Linked DNA regions of Homo sapiens: region 2 is linked to region 1. The links are chromatin loops, found by intact Hi-C in ENCODE. Cell type or tissue: heart right ventricle. All regions are shown on one strand. Region 1 overlaps MEF2A (myocyte enhancer factor 2A). Region 2 overlaps MEF2A (myocyte enhancer factor 2A).

Region 1 (5,000 bases):
GCTAGTGGATGGAGAAGGTAGCATTTGTGTGACAATGTGATAACACAGTAATGCCAAGAAATACCCATTATCCCCCCCATGCCCTTCCACCTCCATCTACATCCACTCAACTACCCAAAGGCCCAAAACATCTGTTCAAACAGCTTCCGTTCTTTTCTGAAAAAATAAAAAAGAAAGTAGCTTTATTGAGATATAATTTACATACAATTCACCCATTTAAAGCATACACTTGAATGTTTTGATACCCTCAGGTATGTGCAACCCTCACCACTATCTAATTCCATAACATTTTCATCACCCTTTAAAAGAACCCCAGTACTAATTAGGACTCACTCCCCATTCCCTATGCCTACCCCAGCCCCCTATGGCTCAGTCTCAGGCAGTGGGACACCTACTTTCTGTCTCTATACATTTGCCTATTCCAGAAATTTCATACAAATGGAATTACACAATATGTGGTCTTTTGTGGCTGGCTTCTTTCACTTAACATGTTTTCAAGATTCATCCCTGTTGCAGCACATATCTACACTTCATTCCTTTTTATTGCTGAATAATATTCCCTTGTGTGGAAATACAACCTATTATGTATTCTTTCATCAACTGATGGTCATTTGGGTGATTTCAACTTTTTACCTATTATGACTAATGCTGCTATGAGCATTTGTACACAAGTTTTCACATGAATCTATGTGTTCATTTCTAGCTTCTGTTCTTACAATAAAAAACCTAAGAGTGTCTTCAGATTTTCTGTATCACTGCCTTGGGGTATCTAACATCTTCTCCATAGTGATCCACATATTGGCTGACATTCCCCAGTCATTGCATAGCAACATTTCAGTCAGTAATGAACCACATAAATGACGGTGGTCACATAAGATTATAATGGAGCTGTGCTATATTAAGTCTACCATTTTTTATCTTTTATACCATATTTTTACTGTACCCTTTCCACGTTTAGATATGTTTAGATACACGAATACGCACTACTATGTTACAAATGCCTACACTATTCAGCAGAGTAACATGCTGTAAAGGTTTGTAGACTAGGAGCAATAGGCTATACCAAATATAGCCTAGGTGTGTAGTAGACTGTGCCATCTAAGTTTGTGTAAATACTGTGCACTCTATGATGTTCACAAAGTAACAAAATTGGCTAATGATGCATTTCTCAGAACATATCCCTGTCATTAAGTGACTCATGACTGTACCTATTGTATTTTCCCAAATAAGTTATCACTACTACCACCTCAAATCTATAATCAGTAACCATACTGAAAGTTTCCACATTAAACTTAATATTAGCCTGTAATAAATATTAAGGCTAATATTTATTAATACATATTATCAATTACAAATTCATTAGAATTTTAATTCTTCAGATTGAGGATGTGACTTCCCAAATGCTAAGTTTCTATTTGCCCTACTCTTCAGTATCATGGTACAAGCTAATATTCCCAGTATTCCTTCTCAGGCATATGGTGACTGGAATCCATCACTTTTACAGTCCTCAACCACCCAAACACCTGTAACAAGAAGCACACACAAACACAAACTTTAAAAATAGGAACACTTTAAAATGTAATCTTTTGTACTTCACATAATGGCCAAATATGCATGACTTTGGTTAAACAATCTAGTAAAGTGTCGAAGTCTATCAAACAGGTTTCCATATTAATAAGGCTTTTAACCAGAATGTAGAAAAAGTTTGGATGCTCTATTCATGATATTCACCAACTTCCTAAAGTTCTGAACTGGAAGAAGCCTCAGAGGACATTTGAGGAATGCAAACTCTAAAGCTCAGAGAAATGAAATAGAATCCAGCAGTATAATACCAACTACCAATCTAATCTATATCGAAATAGGGTTCTATCTATTTAAAACGAACAAAAAGCACCTGAACTAACGGAAAATAAAAATTCCAAAAGGTCTTAAAGCTAACTTGACAGATGAACATAACAACTTGGGAGTTCTCTTACAAGTAACGTGACACTCCTAAAGTATTAGTTTGAATCTTAAAAGAAAAATGAGTTTATTTCAGACTATCCTCATAACATCCCCTTTGCTTACACTATGATATCCCTTCTTCCGTGGAAGAGAACTGGGGTGATTTATAGCTACTGCCCTAAGAATTGCACATTACCTAGTAACTGTTCTATCTACAACATATCCCAGGATAGTTGTGGCAATTATAAATTACTGTAATACTAGACCTCTCTGCTATAAAAGTCAAGGGAGTGCATCATGCATGTCAAAATTTTACCTACTGTATCTCACAGAAGAAAAAGGCTGACAACTACTTATCTAGACCAGCAGAGCTACAGAGATGACTTTAAAGCCATATGTCGAAAGCTCAGCTCAGTCCAAATGCTAGATGAATAGCGACTTTGCAAAGCGTAAAATCCTGAGTCATTTGTAAGACAGCAATGTAAAGGATTCATTTACATACCACATTTTCACTGAGATGCTACATCAAGAGAATACAAGAAGAAATAAGACAAGCAGAAAAGCCTTCAATGCAGTGTGTATACATCTATTACCTTAGTATAAGGTCAAATATGAAAAATACAGTAAGGCAGAAAAAATACTATCGGATTTTAAAAGAGAAAAACTACTAATGAGAAGGAATCCAGTTTTCAAGGACAGCACAGTCTGGCCTGGGAAAGGAAATCAAGAAGAAAGCGGGATACAAGGAAGAATGACGAAAGGACAATCTTTACCCCCATCTTCCACTCGAAAGCTGTGTATTCCTACCAATTCCCTTCAAACAATCAAAGAATGAGCCTATCACTATGCTTTCTAAAAAAGTATCTTCAGCATTATTCTTTAAGGCACCAAGCTTTATTAATCATTATTAATGTTAATAATAAGAAAGGACATATACATTATCTTCATTATCTTATATGGGCATATTAAAGAAGGCTTTGGTCACTTCCACGATTACAAACTGTCAATGGCTCTTTTTTTTCTTTTACCTGAAGAACAAAATTTAAACTGTTGAACATTCCAGCGGCATTAAAAACTGGTCTCGAGCTCTCTTTCCCACTTTACCATCTCTTTTTCTGAAAAACCCTCCAATCTAGCCAAACTGTGTCCAACAAGCAGCTCTTCTTTTTCTGTTTTGGCTCTTTTGCTCAAACTGTTCTATGTGGTGTATTTTTTCCACAACTCTGACAATAAAACTTGATATCCAGTTCAAATGTCAATCCTTCCGTGAAGCATTCCCTGAACACCTCCAAACTCTTCCTCTCCTGAACTCCCTAATCCATTATCATGTGTAAGATTTACACATCACTTAGTAATTAATGGGATTTTACCCTGCCTAAACCATTACCTCCTAGAAGCAAAGAGCTATATCTTATATATGTTTCCATTTCAGAATCAACAATATAGAAATAATCACTAAAACAGTGAGAAACAGATAAGGGACAGAGTCCAAAAGAGGAAGGGTTTGGGGGAAGCAGAACCTAGGCCATTGTATGGGGATGATCCATATTCACCAGTTGAAAGAAAAACACGGGAGGTCAATAAAAAGAAAGAGTTTTGGCAAATGATCACTCAAATGAGGAAATGAAGGTATAATGAGTCTGAGAAGTCATTAAGACTTGTGGAAACTATGAAAAAAAAAAAAGAAAGCTCATAAATGAAGTCCCAATGACAGACACATGGGCATAGAGACCGACTGCCTCTAAACATTTGAAAGCCATGTGGATAACTCCAAAGCTGTGTCATTAATAGCAAAAGATTTTAATTTATATTATGATGGAATTCTGATGTTAAAAGCCAATATGCCCTTTAATTCTGGTTGATATTTTTACAAAAAGAAATGTATAATGACTAATGAAGTTAAGTCTATTTCTTACTCCAACAGAAAATACTGACAGACTACTTACTAACTCTAAGGAAAGAAATGTTCACAAGTAATAAATATTTTAAGCAACTAATTTATAGAGGAAAACCAAGCATAAAGAACTTCTACACAATTCCAACTTTATGTTAAATCTCTCATGTTAAAAAAATAGATAAAAGGCATAAAAGAGAACTAATTAAGCTACCTAACAGATTTAGTGCCATCTTACTAAACACAATAACAAGTGTAGAGTCAAGGAATAACATCATACCTACCATTTATTGGAAGAAAGGAACAACTGTCAAAACCATAAAATAAAACCAAGAAAACCAAAAGTAGAATAAATATATAAAGAGGTAATGAAGTTTAATTTTCAAAAAGCTAACATCTACCAAACCAATTCACAAGTTTAGAAGTTACCTTTTCAGAAAACATCTTATGTTAGATTGACATTGGAATAAAAAGTACCAAAGGAGGCCCTTGGTCAAATACAGGCCTATAACTCCTTCATATAATAAAACCAAGCCATTTCCTATTTATATTATAGACACAAACCTCTGAATAACCTTGCTTTTCAGAAAAAGCAGTAAGACTTGCAATAACCCAGAACCAGTATTTGCAAGTTATCAGAATGAAGTAAGGGCATTTAAATGTAGTTTATTTCTCCTCCTCCACAATACCTTCCGGAGACTCTAGCTTACCAGTGGAAGTTGACTGCCTATGTCTTTTCATAACTAAAAGCTTTATTAGCACGGGCAGGATAAGTCAATGGGTTTTCCTCACCCCTCTCAAAGTAAAGACTTGCCACAGTGGTGCAAGTGTATCTATGCACTCAAATACTATCCCTAAACCATGTGAAAAAACAAGAAAGGAAAAGGAAATTCTATTCCAAACCACACAGCACAGCCTGAAGACAAAGAATGTTGACAATGCAAAACTGTGAGGGGGGCGGGGGAAGTCACCAAATCCCAGCCATTGATCCCTCAAACTGTCATTCACCCCAACTCTTTGACTGATCCCCCAAACTCTCATCCATCCGAAACCCCAAAGCTTTGTGGCAAGAGGCTAGCAATGGGACCTAAGGATCATCTGGAAAGATCATCAGAAATATTAAACCCACCCTAAAATCTGAAAATAGTGGAGAAGTGTCTGG
Region 2 (5,000 bases), 110 kb before region 1:
TCCATAATCTGATTTTTGTGTATTTGAAATAGACTTGTCTCTTCAAATACTAATTTTGAATGGAAATATTTATTAGGAATAGGTGTAGATTCTACGGTGGCACAGAAAATTCCAAAGGAAGCTACAGATTGACTATGTATAAAATATGTGTTTTAAAGAATGAAGTTGAAGAAAGGTTCAACTTACTAGTGGAGGCATCATGCCCTTGCTTGAAGGGGGGATGACAACTCGAAGATCTGGTTTCCTACTGTTCATTCCAAGATTACCACCACCTGGTGGAGGGGGAGACTTTGTAGGCATGACTTTGCCTAAGCTATTTGCACCAGTAGCTCCAATCAAATTTGGAGAAGCTCTTGAGTTTACAAATCCATTCCCTGGGGGGAAAAATATCATTCAATAAAGTGAGAAGAGTTATTAAAATACTTTGGCACAAACAAATCAAGTTTTCCCCAGTCTGAGTTGCAAATAAATTTTATAACAAAACTCACTACAGGTTTGAGTATCCCTTGTCCGAAATGCTTGGGACCAGAAGTGTTTCTGATTTTGGAATACTTGTATACTTATTGGCTGAGCATCCCTAAACCTGAAAATCCAAAATCCTCCAATTGACACTTCTGAGAATCACGTCAGTGCTCAAAATGTTTCAGATTTTAGAGCATTTTGTATTTGGGATACTCAACCTGTGGTAACTAATGAAGTACCTTGGGATATCTTAAAAATAAGCAAAGGAAGACAAGCAAAGTCTGAAATACATATAAAGCTTAAGACTAATGATACTTGTACAGCATTACTCCTTGGACCTGCTGAAAGAGATTTAACACACAACACATTTCTGGCCAGGTGCAGTGGCTCACGCCTGTAATCCCAGCACTTCGGTATGCCGAGGAGGGTGAATCACTTGAGGTCAGGTGTTTGAGACCAGCTTGGCCAACATGTTGAAACCCCGTCTCTACTAATAATACAAAAATTAGCTGGATGTGGTGGCGCCCGCCTGTGATCCCAGCTACTCAGGAGGCTGAGGCAGGAGAATCACTTGAACCCGGGAGACGGAGGTTGCCGTGAGCTGAGATCATGCCCCTGCACTACAGCGTGGGTGACAGAGTGAAACTGTGTCTCAAAGAAACAAACAAGCAAAAGACCACATTTCTAAGAGGGCATCTCATACTGGGGACTAAAATAATGGAGGTATTATAGAAAAATGTCTGAGACCAGCCTATTCATTCACTCTTGTGAGAGCAAAGGCACTGCTACCACTAAGTTCTGAGTAGTGAACTAGGTATCAGAGCAGCTTCTTAACTGCAGCTTATTCAGCACTCATTTCTAATGCCCCGTTTTCACCACGTACTTCTTCCTTATGGCTCTACTTCTACTGAGTCTGTTTCTTCAGCTTCACTGAGGTCCTTATTAAATATTTCTGATTTATCTCACTTTAATCATCTTATTCCTAAACTTTCCCTAACAGAACCTTCCATCTCCCTTAATGAAATGAGGAAAAATGCACATTGTGATATATGCTCTATGTATATAATACTTTTGGGTACTAGTTGAGATATAAAATACGTATGAAACCATCCTGTTTTCATGAATACTGTAGTCAGTCATTCTACTTCTTCCCATGTATAGCAACCACGTGGACTGGGTGGGGCTGACTCTCTGCAACCCTCCCTCCAGCCCCCAGATGAACTTAGTGATAGGCATTTGACTCAGGTCATTCTCGCTCACCACAGTGACTGGATGTGGTAATGACCAATCAGAACCCGGGTAAAACAACTCTTCCATGATTATCAGGAGGCTCTCACATTCCCTAAACTGTGCCTGAGGAAGCATTTTATTTTTATTTATTTATTTATTTACTTTTCAGACGGAGACTTGCCCTGTTGCCCAGGCTGGAGTGCAGCAGCGCGATCTCGGCTCACTGCAAGCTCCACCTCCTGGGTTCACGCCATTCTCCTGCCTCAGCCTCCTGAGTAGCTGGGACTACAGGCGCCCGCCACCACGCCCGGCTAATTTTTTGTGGTATTACCAGAGACAGGGTTTCACCGTGTTAGCCAGGATGGTCTTGATCTCCTGACCTCATGATCTGCCCGCCTCGGCCTCCCAAAGTGCTGGGATTACAGGCATGAGCCAACGTGTCCGGCCAGCATTTTATTAAGTCATTTTGAGACTCAGAAGAAGGCCAGAATGAGGAAAAAGCTGATACAAAAAGGAGAACAGCAAACAAATGATGTAAAATCCCTGATTAAACCATGCTTGTAGTCTGTACCACTTCTGGATCTTTCGGTTACATGTAAGTTAATACATCCCCTATACAATTTAAGCCTGAGGTAGTTTTCTGTTAGTTGCAACTGATACTATCCTAATAGAAACAGCTATTATTCACCAGCTTGCAGTCCAACAGCAGAGATAATGACAAGTAAAAAGTAGATAAGTAACCAGTGTACAGAAACATATAATGTGCATTTATAAAACAGAGATTACAGTGTGGTATTTCAATTTCAAAGTAAATCACAAATAAAGCAGAGAAGAATAAAAGATAAGTGTTTATTACAAAGCTGGCAAAGAACAAAATATTCAGAATAGTGAACCAGAGGTTCCTGATGAGCCAAACAGGCCTCTTAAGTTCTCTGGGGAGGACTCAGCATTCACATGTCATTAAGACTAGCAACTGCCTAAAATTGGAAATCATAGAAGTACCTTTACTATTTGGAAATTAAAAAAATTCAAATATCTATTATGTATACAGTACTGTGCCCCTGGGAGGGTATATGTAGAGAAACCATAAAAAGCCTACAGGTCTTCAAGTAGCTTTTCATCTAGTTAGCAAGAGCAGGCATATCACATAGGCATGAATATACCAAAATTATACTCACAATATGGGCAAACTAGAGGTAACCACACAAAATTTACAATGAAATAGAAAGCACTGATAACAAATCTATCAGCTTAATTAGGAAAGCCTTTGTGGGATTAACTACTGAGCAGTCTGAAATGAGAGAAGAACAGAAGAAAAGAGAAGGCAGGCATTATGGATAAATGTGAGAAAAACACGTTAAAGCACGAATGAACAAGGTGTGAGTGAGGAATGGCAGAGCAGATAAGCCTGGATAATCCACAGCTTCAGGGACCATCAGAAGGAAAAAGTAGCTGTATTTGTTCTGCTCCTTTCATTCTAGTATAAAGCCAAAAAGAAAACTTCAGAATTCACGAAAAATAAGCAGACACTAGGTGTTACAAATACACACACACACCCACACACCCCTGTATTAATACACGTGCAAGGACTAACAAAAACTGAGTGTCTGCTGTGTGCTTAACACTGGTCTAAAATTCGTCCTAATAATCTCATCCTGACAAGACTGCATTCTGAGACGTAAAATGGTTTGCCTCTGGGTCAGATGTGGTAGCTGATGCCTGTAATCCCAGAACTTTGGGAGGCTGAGGTGGGCAGATCGCTTGAGCCCAGTTCAAAACCAGCCTGGGCAACATGGTGAAACCCCGTCTCTACAAAAAAAAAAAAAAAAAAAAAAAAAGAAAAATTAATAGGACATGGTGGTGTGCACCTGTAGTCCCAGAAACTAAGGAGGCTGAGGTGAGCCCAGGAGGCAGAGGTTGCAGTGAGCCAAGACCACGCCACCACATTCCAGCCTAGGTGACAGAATTAATCCAATCGAACAAAGACAAATTAAAAAAAAAATCAAAAAACAAAAATGAACAAAGCCTCCAAAAAATTTGAGATTACGCTAAACAGCCAAACCTAAGAATAAGTGGTGTTCTTGAGGAAGAAGAGAAATCTAAAAGTCTGGAAAACATATTTGAGAAAATAATTGAGGAAAACTTCCCTGGCCTCACTAGAGATCTAGAAATCCAAATACAAAAAGCTCAAAGACCTGGGAAATTCATTGCAAAAAGATTGTCACCCAGGCACACAGTAATCAGATTATCTAAAGTGAAGACAAAGGGAAGAATCTTAAGAGCTGAGAGGCAAAAGCATCAGGTAACCAACAAAGGAAAACTTAACAGATTAACAGCAGATTTCTCTCCAGAAACCCTACAAGCCAGAAGAGATTGGGGTCCTATCTTTAGCTTCCTCAAACAAAATAATTGCCGGTCAAGAGTTCTGTACCCAGCAAAACTAACCTTCATGAATGAAGAAGAGAGAGTCTTTTTCAGACAAACAAATGCTGAGAGAATTCACCACTACTAAGCCAGCACAACCAAGAAATGCTAAAAGGAGTTCTAAATCTTGAAACAAAACCTGAAAATACACCCTCCTTAAATCATAAATCTCACAGGGCCCATAAAACAACAGCACAATGAAAAAAAAAGTATTCAGGCAACAACTAACACAATGATTAATAAAATAGTACCTCACATCTCAATATTAACGTTGAATATAAATGGCCTAAATGTTCCACTTAAAATATACAGAATGGCAGAATGGTTAAAAATCCACCAAGTATCTGCTGTCTTCAACACACTCACCTAACATGTAAGGACTCACATAAAGTAAAGGGGTGGAAAAATATACTAGAAAATCTAGAGGAGATGGATAAATTCCTGGAAATATACAACCCGCCTAGGTTAAATGAGGAAGAAATAAAAACTCTGCATGGACCAATAACAAGCAGCGAGACTGAAACAGTAATTTTAAAAACTGCTAATAAAAAAAAAGTCCAAGACCAGATGAATTCAGAGCCGAATTCTATCAAGCATTCAAAGAAGAACTAGTACCAATCTTATTTTACCATTCCAAATGACAGAGTAAGAAAGAATCCTTCCTAAATCATTCTATGAAGCCAGTATCACCCTAATACCAAAACCAGGAAAGGATATAACAAAAGTAAACTACAGACCAATACCCATGATGAGCACAGGTGCAGAAATCCTCAACAAAATAACAGGTGACCGAATCCAACAGCATATCAAAAGATAATACACCATGATCAAGTGGGTTTCATACTAGGGATGCAGGGATGGTTTAACATACACAAGTCAATAAG

The links. A loop is a pair of places that touch in the nucleus more often than their neighbours do. Peaks named below come from ENCODE experiments on the same cell type or tissue, not always from the same donor. Only the 100,000 strongest peaks of a DNase experiment are listed, where the experiment ranks them.
Region 2: a loop joins it to region 1, with 3 times the contacts of the local background. A loop is called at or near these places in 10 of 110 quality-filtered maps.

Annotation. Positions count from the first base shown.
Region 1 is chr15:99,580,043-99,585,042 of GRCh38, reverse strand. The region is part of intron 1 of MEF2A (myocyte enhancer factor 2A); the gene reads right to left. Among named protein-coding and RNA genes, the nearest start is that of MEF2A, 17 kb to the right of the region's middle. RefSeq lists an enhancer at 4,915-5,000. In heart right ventricle, no CTCF peak of the experiment used is centred here; no DNase peak of the experiment used is centred here; H3K27ac peaks cover 2,645 bases.
Region 2 is chr15:99,685,615-99,690,614 of GRCh38, reverse strand. MEF2A (myocyte enhancer factor 2A) reads right to left here. Exons shown (of 12, transcript NM_001319206.4): 8 at 187-374. Among named protein-coding and RNA genes, the nearest start is that of LYSMD4, 45 kb to the left of the region's middle. In heart right ventricle, no CTCF peak of the experiment used is centred here; no DNase peak of the experiment used is centred here; H3K27ac peaks cover 1,265 bases.